4 separate regions of the Mus musculus genome follow, and all the other regions are linked to region 2. The links are chromatin loops, found by intact Hi-C in ENCODE. Cell type or tissue: left cerebral cortex. All regions are shown on one strand.

Region 1 (2,500 bases), 150 kb before region 2:
TCCAGAACCCGCCCCATCTCCTCTGTAATTGGTCTTCCTTCCTCGGAGAGACGAATAACTCTTGCCCAATGACTGCTCACGTTTCTTCAGCGAGAGCTAAGCGATGGAAGAAGGCGGCCTGGGAGACGCCCCCTACGCATTCTATGATTGGCTACGTTGCACGGCGCGCGAGGACGGCGGGCCCGAAAGAAGGGAACTACGACTCCCGGCTGCCCCACACCTGGACTCCGTTACGCATGCGCATGGGCGGGGCTTACAAGCTTCTATATATAAGAGGCGCCGAGGGCTTGGAGACAGCAGTTGGAAGTTGGCAGGTGGAAAGTCAGGTTGGGAGGGGAAGCCGGAGGAGGAGGCGGAAGAAGAGCTGTCTGAAGGGGGAGGGAGGGAGGGAGGAAAAGAGGAGGAGGCGGAGGAGAACTGAGCGGAGCATCGAGCCAGAGGGGAGATGAGTTTGTCTGTCCTCGGCTAAGGCTCCGGCCCGGCCTGAGGAACTGGGAGCTCGGGTTGGAGCGACACCCGTGGAAGTGGGAGGTGGCGGCTCTGGGACTTTAACCCCTTGTGGGCTCTGCGGCAGGGGATTTAACCCTTTGTGGATTCGGCCCCTCCGAGGCAGCGTCATCGGGTAGTTTTAACCCTTTCGGGTTGGGTTTAACCCATTGGACTTAAACCTCCTCTCCTTGCGCACCAACTCCTCGTCTGTGGGAGCACTCGGCGGGGAGGCGTGAAGCCCACCCCTCTGCATATTTGCATACGGTGCCTGCTGCTGAACCCCCGGACCTGCTAGTTGGCCACGCTTGTGTGCGCTTAACCCTTTATTGACTGGACTCCAAGTTGCGATTGGAGTTTGCTGACAGGACGGACGGAAGGCGTCACTGCAGAAATTACTGACCGAAGAGGACTTTGTTGGACATATTTTGAAAAGAAAGAAAAACCTCTTTCCTTAAGCCAGAATTTCTCAAACTTCCAGAAGAGAACTCTACTAAGCCATGGCCGAGCCACTCTTGACAGAACATCAACACCAGCCTCAAACTAGCAACTGTACAGGTGCTGCTGTTGTCCATGAAGAGCATACCTCTGAGCGCCCCCCAAGCGCGGAGGAACGGGTGCCCAAGGAGGACAGTAGGTGGCAATCGAGAGCGTCCTTGCAGTCCGGTAGCCGTCCAGGGCAGGAGGGAGAAGGGGGCCTGAAGCACCAGCTGCCCCCATTGCAGACGAATGCCTGTCCAGAATTGAGCTCCCTGGAGAAGGGCGAGAAGGGCCAGAATGGGGAGGACTTATCCACTGGCGGTGCCTCCCCGTCGGCGGAGGGAGAGCCGATGTCAGAGTCCCTCGTGCAGCCAGGTCATGACTCGGAGGCCACCAAGCAGGAGGCTCCTGCCGCCGGAGGCGAGGAGCCATGGGGACAGCAACAGAGACAGCTGGGCAAGAAAAAACATCGGAGACGCCCCTCAAAGAAGAAGCGGCATTGGAAGCCCTACTACAAGCTGACTTGGGAGGAGAAGAAAAAGTTCGACGAGAAGCAGAGCCTGCGAGCTTCGCGGGTTCGAGCCGAGATGTTCGCCAAGGGCCAGCCAGTTGCGCCCTATAACACCACGCAGTTCCTCATGGATGACCACGATCAGGAGGAGCCTGATCTCAAAACCGGCCTTTACCCCAAGCGGGCAGCCGCCAAATCCGACGACACCAGCGATGAGGATTTTGTGGAAGAAGCTGGTGAGGAAGACGGAGGCAGCGATGGCATGGGAGGGGACGGCAGCGAGTTTCTGCAGCGGGACTTCTCGGAGACGTACGAGCGGTACCACGCCGAGAGCCTGCAGAACATGAGCAAGCAGGAGCTCATCAAAGAGTACCTGGAGCTGGAGAAGTGCCTCTCCCGCAAGGAGGACGAAAATAACCGGCTGCGGCTGGAAAGCAAGCGGCTGGGAGGCGTCGACGCGCGAGTGCGGGAGCTCGAGCTAGAGCTGGACCGGCTGCGCGCTGAGAACCTCCAGCTGCTGACCGAGAACGAACTGCACCGGCAGCAGGAGCGAGCGCCTCTTTCCAAGTTCGGCGACTAGACTGAAAACTTTTGGGGGGAGGGGGCAAAGGGGACTTTTTACAGTGCTGGAATGTAACATTATATACATGTGTATATAAGACAGCGGACCTTTTTATGACACATAATCAGAAGAGAAAATCGCCCCGGCTTTGGTTTGGTAAATTTAGCTATGATGTTGCTTGTGTGCTTTCTCCTGTTCTTTAATTATGTGAAACTGAAGGGTTGCTTTTCATGTTTTCCTCCTTAGATGTTGTTTCTTAATGTGCAAGTAATCTGACCAAGTTATAATGCATTTTTCTGTTTTAAAAAAAAAATCCCCTCCTTAAGCGGAGCTATAAGGTGGCCAAATCTGAGACCCATTACATTCATTCTAGTTATAATAAATTTAATGTTTGTAAATGTAACAGTTTCAGTGTGATTTCTAGAGATTAAAAATCGTGCTGGTTTGTGTGACTGCACTTT
Region 2 (2,500 bases):
AAAACCCTGCAGAACTGAAGTTAGGAAACAATCCTCTAATCTTTCAGAGAGACTATGTTTCTAGATACTCGCCAGTGTTCCGAAGTCCACTGGTCATGGTGCCACTCCTCGTTCAGTTCATTCTTTTAGCGCCCTTAATCCAGTCATTAGTGTTCATTGTCTCCAATTAACAACAACAACAACAACAACAACATGTCATTAAGACACTGATATTTGAAACTTTTCTCCACTCATCCACTTGACAGCCCATGCACACCCCTATCCATCCTTTAGGGCTGTCAGCCATCTTTTAATCTCAACTGGGGGGTGGGGAGTGGAGGGGGGGAGGTCTGAAGTTAATGAACATGATGAGGTTCCAAAGCAGGTGGGAATCTCTGCCTCAGACAAATGTTTCTTTTCACTTGGTGACAGGTGGCTGAAAGTTGCCAGAGCCGGGAAGAGCTTCCAGGACGGGACTAGTACATATAAACAGATTCCAAAAGTTCCGAGTAGAACACAGAATTAGAGAAGGGTAAGGACCATCGAGGAGGGAGGACAGCACCATCAGCGACTAGCATTGCTCTACTGAGTGCCCAGAGCAGTGATCCTCTCAGAACAAGTGATCCCAAGCAGTTCAAAGGGAAAGGCTGCTCATGTCACTGCTAGGGCAGTGGAGCGATCACCTTCTCTTGGGGGACACTTAGGAGCCAGGTCTGCCAGTAGGGCGGCTGAACTCGATGGCACGGATGTTGGGGAAAGGGAAGCAGACAGTACCCGCGCGCGTTCCGGGCAAGCGTGTGACCCGTGGGTGCGCGGCCTGGAGGTTCTAGGCGAGCACGGCGTTTCGAGCGTGGCGCTGATGGCGCTGAGCGTGCGAGCGGGTTAGACCGTAGTCACCCGGCCACCCCTCCCAGCCATCCCTCGTGGACAGCCCGGCTGCAACCCAGTCCCCGCCTGGGAGGCGCCCCTTCCCCGCCCGCTCCCTCGGCGTCCCGCTTTAGGACTCGGGGTTCTGCCCAGTCACCTACCGGCGGAGCGCCGTTGTCCTCAAACAAGCGAGTGTGGCGCTTCGCTGGCCAGCGATCGCTCCGGGCCCCTGCTGCCCCTCCTCGACCACGCCCCCGTGCCTATCCCCGCCCCGGGCCACGCCTCCCCCCGTGGCTGCGACTTTGCTAGCTTCCCGCCTCCTTTCTTTGGCCGCACCGCGACCCTTGATCCCACCCATTCCTATAAGTTAGCCAATAAAACGCCTTGATCCGGTCGGCCTGCCGGCCACTCCTCAGCAGCGATTGGCTAGCGAGGCCTCCCCAAAATGGGCACTGTTTCCGGCCAGGGTATCCAGCGCCGAAGGCTGGGTGGATGGGCGGTCTGTAGGCGAAGGAGGCCAGGGTGTTGGTTGAACTACACATGCGCTCTCGCCTTCTGGCAAATCTTACGGGCTGCATTCTTTTTGAGGTTACGGGAAGGAAGGGCGACTGTACGCATGCGTGGGCATTCCCGGCTTCGGCTTTGGTTACCTTGGAGACGGCGGGGCGCTCTCGCTCTGAGGTCTTGGGTTTCTCTGCTTTCTGCTTGAGGGCGAGGCTGCTTCGTGGGGGCCTGGTGGGGCCAGAAACATTTTTATGGAGCACGTAGAGTGAGCCCGGTTCTGTAAAGTGTGTGGAGATGAGGTTGCTCTGCCTACCCTCGAGAAGTGTGGGGAGCCAAAGGCCTATGTAGGACAGACCGGGTGTTGAAACGCTCTAAGGGAGTGTGCAGATGTGGTACAGTCTCCTTCCACCCCGAGAAGCTTCATGGTGTGTGTGCTGAGCACGGGATCCATTCTAAACTACAGAGTCAGGAAGACTTGGTCTTTGAAAACGTGCTCTCTACAGTGCCCTTTTTATGGGGCCGGGAAAGAGTGTAGGGAATTTATGGATTTTTTTTTTCTTTTCTAACTTTGCTAATGGGCTTCCTACTGTACCACAAGCTTCTGTTTACTGGTAATAAGAAATTACAAATATGTGTTTTTTAAAAAAATGTTTCCAGAATAAAAGATGCGCTGCGACCTTAGAGACTCTGCAAGGAATCCTAACTGCAGATGCAGGGACTGGTGGTATGGTGGGAGTGGCAGCCATATTCTTGGCTGGTTTGAGAAATAAGGAACGGCCTGTCTGGAAAGGTTTGAGCCAGGGCCAGACCACTGTCTGCTTGTGACCACTTTGCAGACCTAGCTTCTTTCTGGAGACAAGTTCAAGCCGACATCTGTTGTTGGACACCGAGAAAGGCCATTCATTTAGACAATGTGGAAACCCCACAACCTGGCCTGCATTCAGGAGGCTGAGGCAGGAGGATGACAAGTTTGAAGCTAGTCTGAGCTGCATAGCCTGACTTCTATGTGGAAACAAAGCCAACTAGATGAGAACCTGAGAGACTCACCCCTCTCCCCTGGGCCAGAAATATGTTAGAGCAAAGCCTGCAGTTGCCCATAGTCCATTGTTACGTTAGTGTCAACCGTGTCAAGAGTTGTCCCTGGAAGCCT
Region 3 (2,500 bases), 69 kb before region 2:
TACCTCAGGCAGGGAAGAGCCTCCAACACCCAAGGTAGGCAGCTGGCCCCAGGCCCAGGCTCAGGAATGGGATTCAGGAATTTATAGCATCCTTTTCATCCTGTCTCACCCCTACACTTTCAGTGTTGACATAGATTCTGCCCAGAGACAAGGACAGTGCCCCAGAAGCCAGGAGAGGAAGCAGGCATAGGTCCCTCCTGCCTTAGCAGGCTATCCTTGCTGTGAAGAACTACACAGATGTTCTGGAGTGGGTGTGGTGTTAAGTATCCTAAAGTTAGGGTTGCCTTTCTCCTCAGTCTCCACCCAAGGCCCGGCGACAACAGATGGACCTCATCTCTGAGCTAAAACGGAAGCAGCAGAAAGAGCCACTCATCTACGAGAGTGACCGAGATGGGGCCATCGAGGACATCATCACAGGTGAGAGCCAGGCCACTGTCCCGTCTCCAGTCTCCATTATGTCCTTCTCTTCCTCTATTTCTCCCCACGCTGAGGGGTCTGCTGCCTCCTCCCACCTCCGTTCTCATTGCGCAGCCCTGGCTTGCCTGGAACTTGCTGTGTAGACCAGGCTGTCCTCAAACTCAGAGATTCTCTTATCTCTGCTCCTGCAGTGGTGGGATCAAAGCCGTTCATATGCCAAGATGCCTGGTCTGCATATCTCTTGCTACCTTTTCTGTTTTTCTTCTCTCTCTCTCTCTCTCTCTCTCTCTCTCTCTCTCTCTCTCTCTCTCTCTCTCTCTCTCTCTCTCTCTACCTTCTATTCCTCAAAACCTCAGTGCTGAAGACAGTGCCCTTCACTGCCCGCACCGGCAAGCGGACATCCCGGCTCCTCTGTGAGGCCAGCCTGGGAGAGGAGATGACCCTTTAGCTCCCAGGTACCTAGATAACCTGGTCTGTGACTCCAGTGCTGGTGGAAGCCTGGGAATTTGGGGCGCGCGCGCACGGGGGGGGGAGGGGCAGACATGCTTCCCCATCCTGGGCCACTACATGGCTGGGATGTTTTAGAGGGTGGTGTTTCTGGCTGTGGTAAATGAGTGTCCCCTTCCACGTGTACAAAATCAAGTCCTTAGAAAGATGAGCCTGTGCCCTGAAGCCTGGGCCAATGTGCTTCCTTTGCCCGCCAGATCTTCGGAACCAGCCCTACATCCGTGCAGACACAGGACGTCGAAGTGCTCGCCGGCGCCCCCCTGGACCCCCACTGCCGGTCACTACTGACCTCGCGCTGTAGTCACTGTTTCTGCTGGTGGATTCTAAAAGGCTGTAGGCAGGCTGGAGCTCAAAGAAGGTGGTCCTTAGCTCGGCTGGGTCGGGCGTCCTCTCCTCCTGCCGACTACTAGCCTTGAAGACTCCTCCACTCCACTCCACCCCCACCCCCCACCCCCCCAAAAACTGGTCGTAGCACCCTCTCCCTCCAATAGCCATACTCAGCCTGAGCGGGAGCCTGGCCTGTAACTTATAAAGTGCACCTCGCCGCCGCCCTAGCTCGGAAGACCCTCTATGGACCTTATTTTTATACAAGATTAATAAAGATGTTTGCAAAAGACGTGCGTCGGCTCGGTGCCTGATCCCACTAGGCGCAGCCAGTTTCGCTCAGCAAACTGTTTACTTGTACAAGCTCTTCATAGCACATCTCTGGAAACAGGCTGGCGAAGGGGAGGAGGGGTGCTTCTGCACTAGAGTTGGCGGGGAGGAAGCCAGCTTCGAGGGGCGCATTTGCTCCAGCGGCTGGCTCGTTAGCCCGGCGGGAGGGCGGAGGGGACCTGTGGAAGATCGAGGGGGCTATTCGTTAGGGGCGCCCTGCGCGATCAGCATCACCTGGGTGTACCTTCTGTGCTCCCCATTTCTTTTGGCTCAGGTCCCACTCTAACCCCAGCCTCTGCTGCCTGACAATCACGCCCCATCTGCCGTTCCGCCTCTGCTCCATCTGCCCTGTCCTTAAGAGTATCTGGGGATTCTCACCTTTGCTGAGTGGCCCAAGGTTGGGAGGGAGCTTGGGGCGGCCTGGCTGTTGGGGCTTGGGGAGGCGGACGTCGGACCCTGGAACTCGAGCCTTGCGTTCTGGCCTTGGGCGCCCGGCGAGGTTGGGGATCTGAGTGTAGGGGCTGCGCCCACCTGGGCCGGGAACCCAGAGGAGGAAGAGGCGGGGACAGTATTGGGAGGGGCCCCGCGGGAGCAGGAGGTGGCGGTGGCCTGGGCTACGGATGACCCGGAGCATCCCCCTCCCGTGGGGTCCCGCCCCGTGTCTGAGACTCCCCCACCCCCAGCCCGTGGATCGGCTCGGGGCGCACCTGCTCTGCACAGTGTGTGCAGGGAGCGCGCCAGCTGAGAGCTGGAGAGGCCATTGAGGCGCGCAGCTTGGCAGAAGAAGGTGAGGCCCGTGTGCGCACGCGCAGGCCGGCCCTGGCGCGCCCGGTTCCGAGCGCACAAGCTCATCCGCAGGGCCTGCTGCTTCTTGAAATAGTAGCTTGGGGGAAAAAAGTGGGACAGCGGGCTCAGACACTGC
Region 4 (2,500 bases), 58 kb after region 2:
TAAAGAGGTGAGCACTCAGGACCTCTGGGAACTTTCTCTGGATGTACCAGGAACATCTCACAGAGTTAAAAAAGAAACAGCGTCTAGACGGCAGCACGCATGCTCACTGTTACGCTTCTGTGCCCTCGTCACTCTGGATAGGACCTGGGCACCTCTTGTACTTGTGCCAGCTGGTGCCGTCCTCCTTGTGAGCCTCACACACCGCCCAGTCAGCATCTGAGCACTGAATGTGGAGAGGGTCTTTAGGAGGGTTGACAGAATGTGATGGACACCTGAGGAACGTTGTTCGGCTGACGGTGTGGAGACAGACTGTGAGACAGGTTGGTTGGTTGATGTAAAGTGGGGCAGAGAACCTTCTGGGAGCTCACAGCTAGAAGACTGAGGAGAGAGAAGGCTGGAAGGAGTAGCGTGCCGAGGGAAGGGAGATGCTGGGACAGTCATCGTTCAGTGTTCATGTGTAGGTGACAAGGAGCAGCAGTCAGCCAGTCAGACAGACAAAAACTCCTATTCTTGATGGACTCTTGGGTTTATGGAAAAGACAGCCTGGGAAGGGCAAAAGCTTCTCAAGCAAACAGGAGGCAGCGGGCAGTTGGGCAGCTTTTCCCTGGGAGGTGTAAACACCTGTTTACTTACCCTGCATAAGGCACCAACAATGGACCAGAAATTATTGCCCCCATGTCTGAGTCTTGTTCGTGGAGACGGTGATTGTTGGGGTTGCTCTTCAGGAGCACAGGCGCCTCAGACAGCTGCATCATGACAAAGCCCGTCCGCTTCAGTCTGGCAGGGCTTCCTTCCAGGTTTTCAGTGTCATCTGGTGCCAGCACACAGCAAAGGCTCGTTAAGGTCCTTCGCCCAGGCCAGATGCATGCTTGGAGAGCGTGTTAGAGAACGCTTGGAGTGTGAAGGGGTCTCTAGAGAAGAAGGGGCCGTGAGTGGGGTGAGAAATTGATACCCAGCGCCACCGCGGACTTGGGAGACCTGGAAATGTGAGGTAGCATGGGTGGGGGGAGGTACTCAGACATCCTCAACAACAATGACCTCTGACTGGGGGAGCTCCCCCCCCCATCTCCTTTCCAAGTTTTGTCTCTTCTAAGGGTATGTGTCCTTTGCTTTACCCCAGCCTTAGAGCTTAAAGTCACACGGAAACCTGTGGGCTAGGACATACTGGAGAAGACACTTGGGTTCGCTTGGCTCATACAAAGTCCCAAAGTGTCCCCTCTCGCTCTGGGTGTGTCTGTGGGATTACCTCTCAGGAAAAAGGGCTCTCGTGCCCCCTGCTGGCAGCTCTGCTCCAAGCATCCCTGTCACTCGCTGAGGATGCTACGGGAAGGTGAGCACCTTTGTGAGAAGCAAGGCGGGTTTCCAGGCTGTAGGGGCTGAGGGGTGGGGGTGGAAGTGGGGTGGGGGCAGGGCATGGGTAGAGGTAGGGAGCGTTGGGGTGGGGTTGGGGAGGGTGGAATACTGACCTGCCAGAGTGGAGGATTGGTTATTCTTCGGAACTCTGGAGGTTTCCAAATTGGTTCACCTCCCTTTATCCTTTACCTCAAGCTAGGAGTGACTTTTCAAAAACCTATCAGAGGCAGTCCTCGGAACCACAAGCCTCATCACTGGTTCTTTTGGGTCTGAAGCCCCTTGTGCCCAGTGCAGAGAGCCCAGTCTCCAGAGGCTACACGCTGTATGAGTTCATCTACAAAACCGTTTCAAAGGAAGAAATGAGAAATGGAGAAAGACCAGGTTGTCAATTGGGGAAGAGACAGGGAGATGTGAAGATAGAGGAACCCCTGGAGGGGGGCTGATGAGGATAGAAACATTTGTTGCTCTTGCATAGGACCCTGGTTCAAGTCCCATCATCCTCACAGCAGCTCACAATTGTCTGTAACTGCAGTTTCGGGGTATCTGAATGTCTTCTTCTGGCACAGGTGGCCACCAGTCAAATACCTACACACAGGCAAAAGTACTCATGAACTTAAAATAATAAGTTAGGGCTGGAGAGGTGGCTCAGCGATTAAGAGCACTGGCTGCTCTTCCAGAGGTCTTGAGTTCAATTCCCAGCAACCACATAGTGGTTCACAACCATCTGTAATGTGATCTGATGCCCTCTTCTGGCACATAGGTGTACATGCAGATAGAGCACTCACATACATTAAATGAATAAATAAAACCTTTTGAAAAAATAAATAAAAATAACATAAAATAGAAATTCCATCCCATTCCTGCTTCCCCAGTTTTGGTAGTAGAGGTTGCCTAGAGCCTCTCACGTTCTGAGCAGGTGTTCTTTGGGTAAGCTGTCTCCCAAGAATGTTGTTTTTGTTTTTGTTTTGGACAGGGTCTTACTCTGTAGCTCTGACTTGCCTAGAACTCACTATATAGACCAGGCTGGCCTCAAGCTCGCAGAGACTCACCTGCTTCTGCCTCCCAAGAGCTGGGGTTAAAGGCATGCACCACCATGTCTGGCAGATATGGGGGTTTTTGAAACAATAGAACCATTCTGTTTTGATTG

Evidence for each region. A loop is a pair of places that touch in the nucleus more often than their neighbours do. Peaks named below come from ENCODE experiments on the same cell type or tissue, not always from the same donor. Only the 100,000 strongest peaks of a DNase experiment are listed, where the experiment ranks them.
Region 1: it touches region 2 in a loop (2.8-fold over the local background); 4 of 42 quality-filtered maps call a loop at or near these places.
Region 3: a loop joins it to region 2, with 6 times the contacts of the local background. A loop is called at or near these places in 2 of 42 quality-filtered maps.
Region 4: a loop joins it to region 2, with 3 times the contacts of the local background. A loop is called at or near these places in 12 of 42 quality-filtered maps.

Annotation. Positions count from the first base shown.
Region 1 is chr11:103,115,936-103,118,435 of GRCm38, forward strand. Hexim1 (hexamethylene bis-acetamide inducible 1) reads left to right here and starts at 390. Exons shown (of 1, transcript NM_138753.2): 1 at 390-2,500. The coding sequence starts at 987. The coding sequence ends at 2,057. In left cerebral cortex, a CTCF peak has its summit at 1,105 (motif pointing right); DNase peaks (open chromatin) are centred at 186, 1,147 and 1,782; H3K4me3 peaks cover 2,323 bases; H3K27ac peaks cover 2,023 bases.
Region 2 is chr11:103,266,331-103,268,830 of GRCm38, forward strand. It overlaps Map3k14 (mitogen-activated protein kinase kinase kinase 14), which reads right to left and starts at 1,071. Exons shown (of 16, transcript NM_016896.3): 1 at 1,008-1,071. In left cerebral cortex, a CTCF peak has its summit at 986; a DNase peak (open chromatin) is centred at 1,304; H3K4me3 peaks cover 1,740 bases; H3K27ac peaks cover 1,677 bases.
Region 3 is chr11:103,197,362-103,199,861 of GRCm38, forward strand. It overlaps Fmnl1 (formin-like 1), which reads left to right. Exons shown (of 26, transcript NM_001077698.1): 24 at 1-34; 25 at 297-417; 26 at 1,122-1,539. The coding sequence ends at 1,225. Efcab15 (EF-hand calcium binding domain 15) reads right to left here. Exons shown (of 10, transcript NM_001254724.2): 8 at 2,286-2,461; 9 at 1,957-2,109; 10 at 1,583-1,757. The coding sequence ends at 1,600. Among named protein-coding and RNA genes, the nearest start is that of Efcab15, 9.9 kb to the right of the region's middle. In left cerebral cortex, no CTCF peak of the experiment used is centred here; DNase peaks (open chromatin) are centred at 236, 1,305, 1,660, 1,856 and 1 more place; H3K4me3 peaks cover 2,129 bases; H3K27ac peaks cover 2,500 bases.
Region 4 is chr11:103,324,139-103,326,638 of GRCm38, forward strand. No RefSeq gene overlaps it. Among named protein-coding and RNA genes, the nearest start is that of Arhgap27os3, 19 kb to the right of the region's middle. In left cerebral cortex, CTCF peaks have their summits at 1,275 (motif pointing left) and 2,105 (motif pointing left); a DNase peak (open chromatin) is centred at 1,268.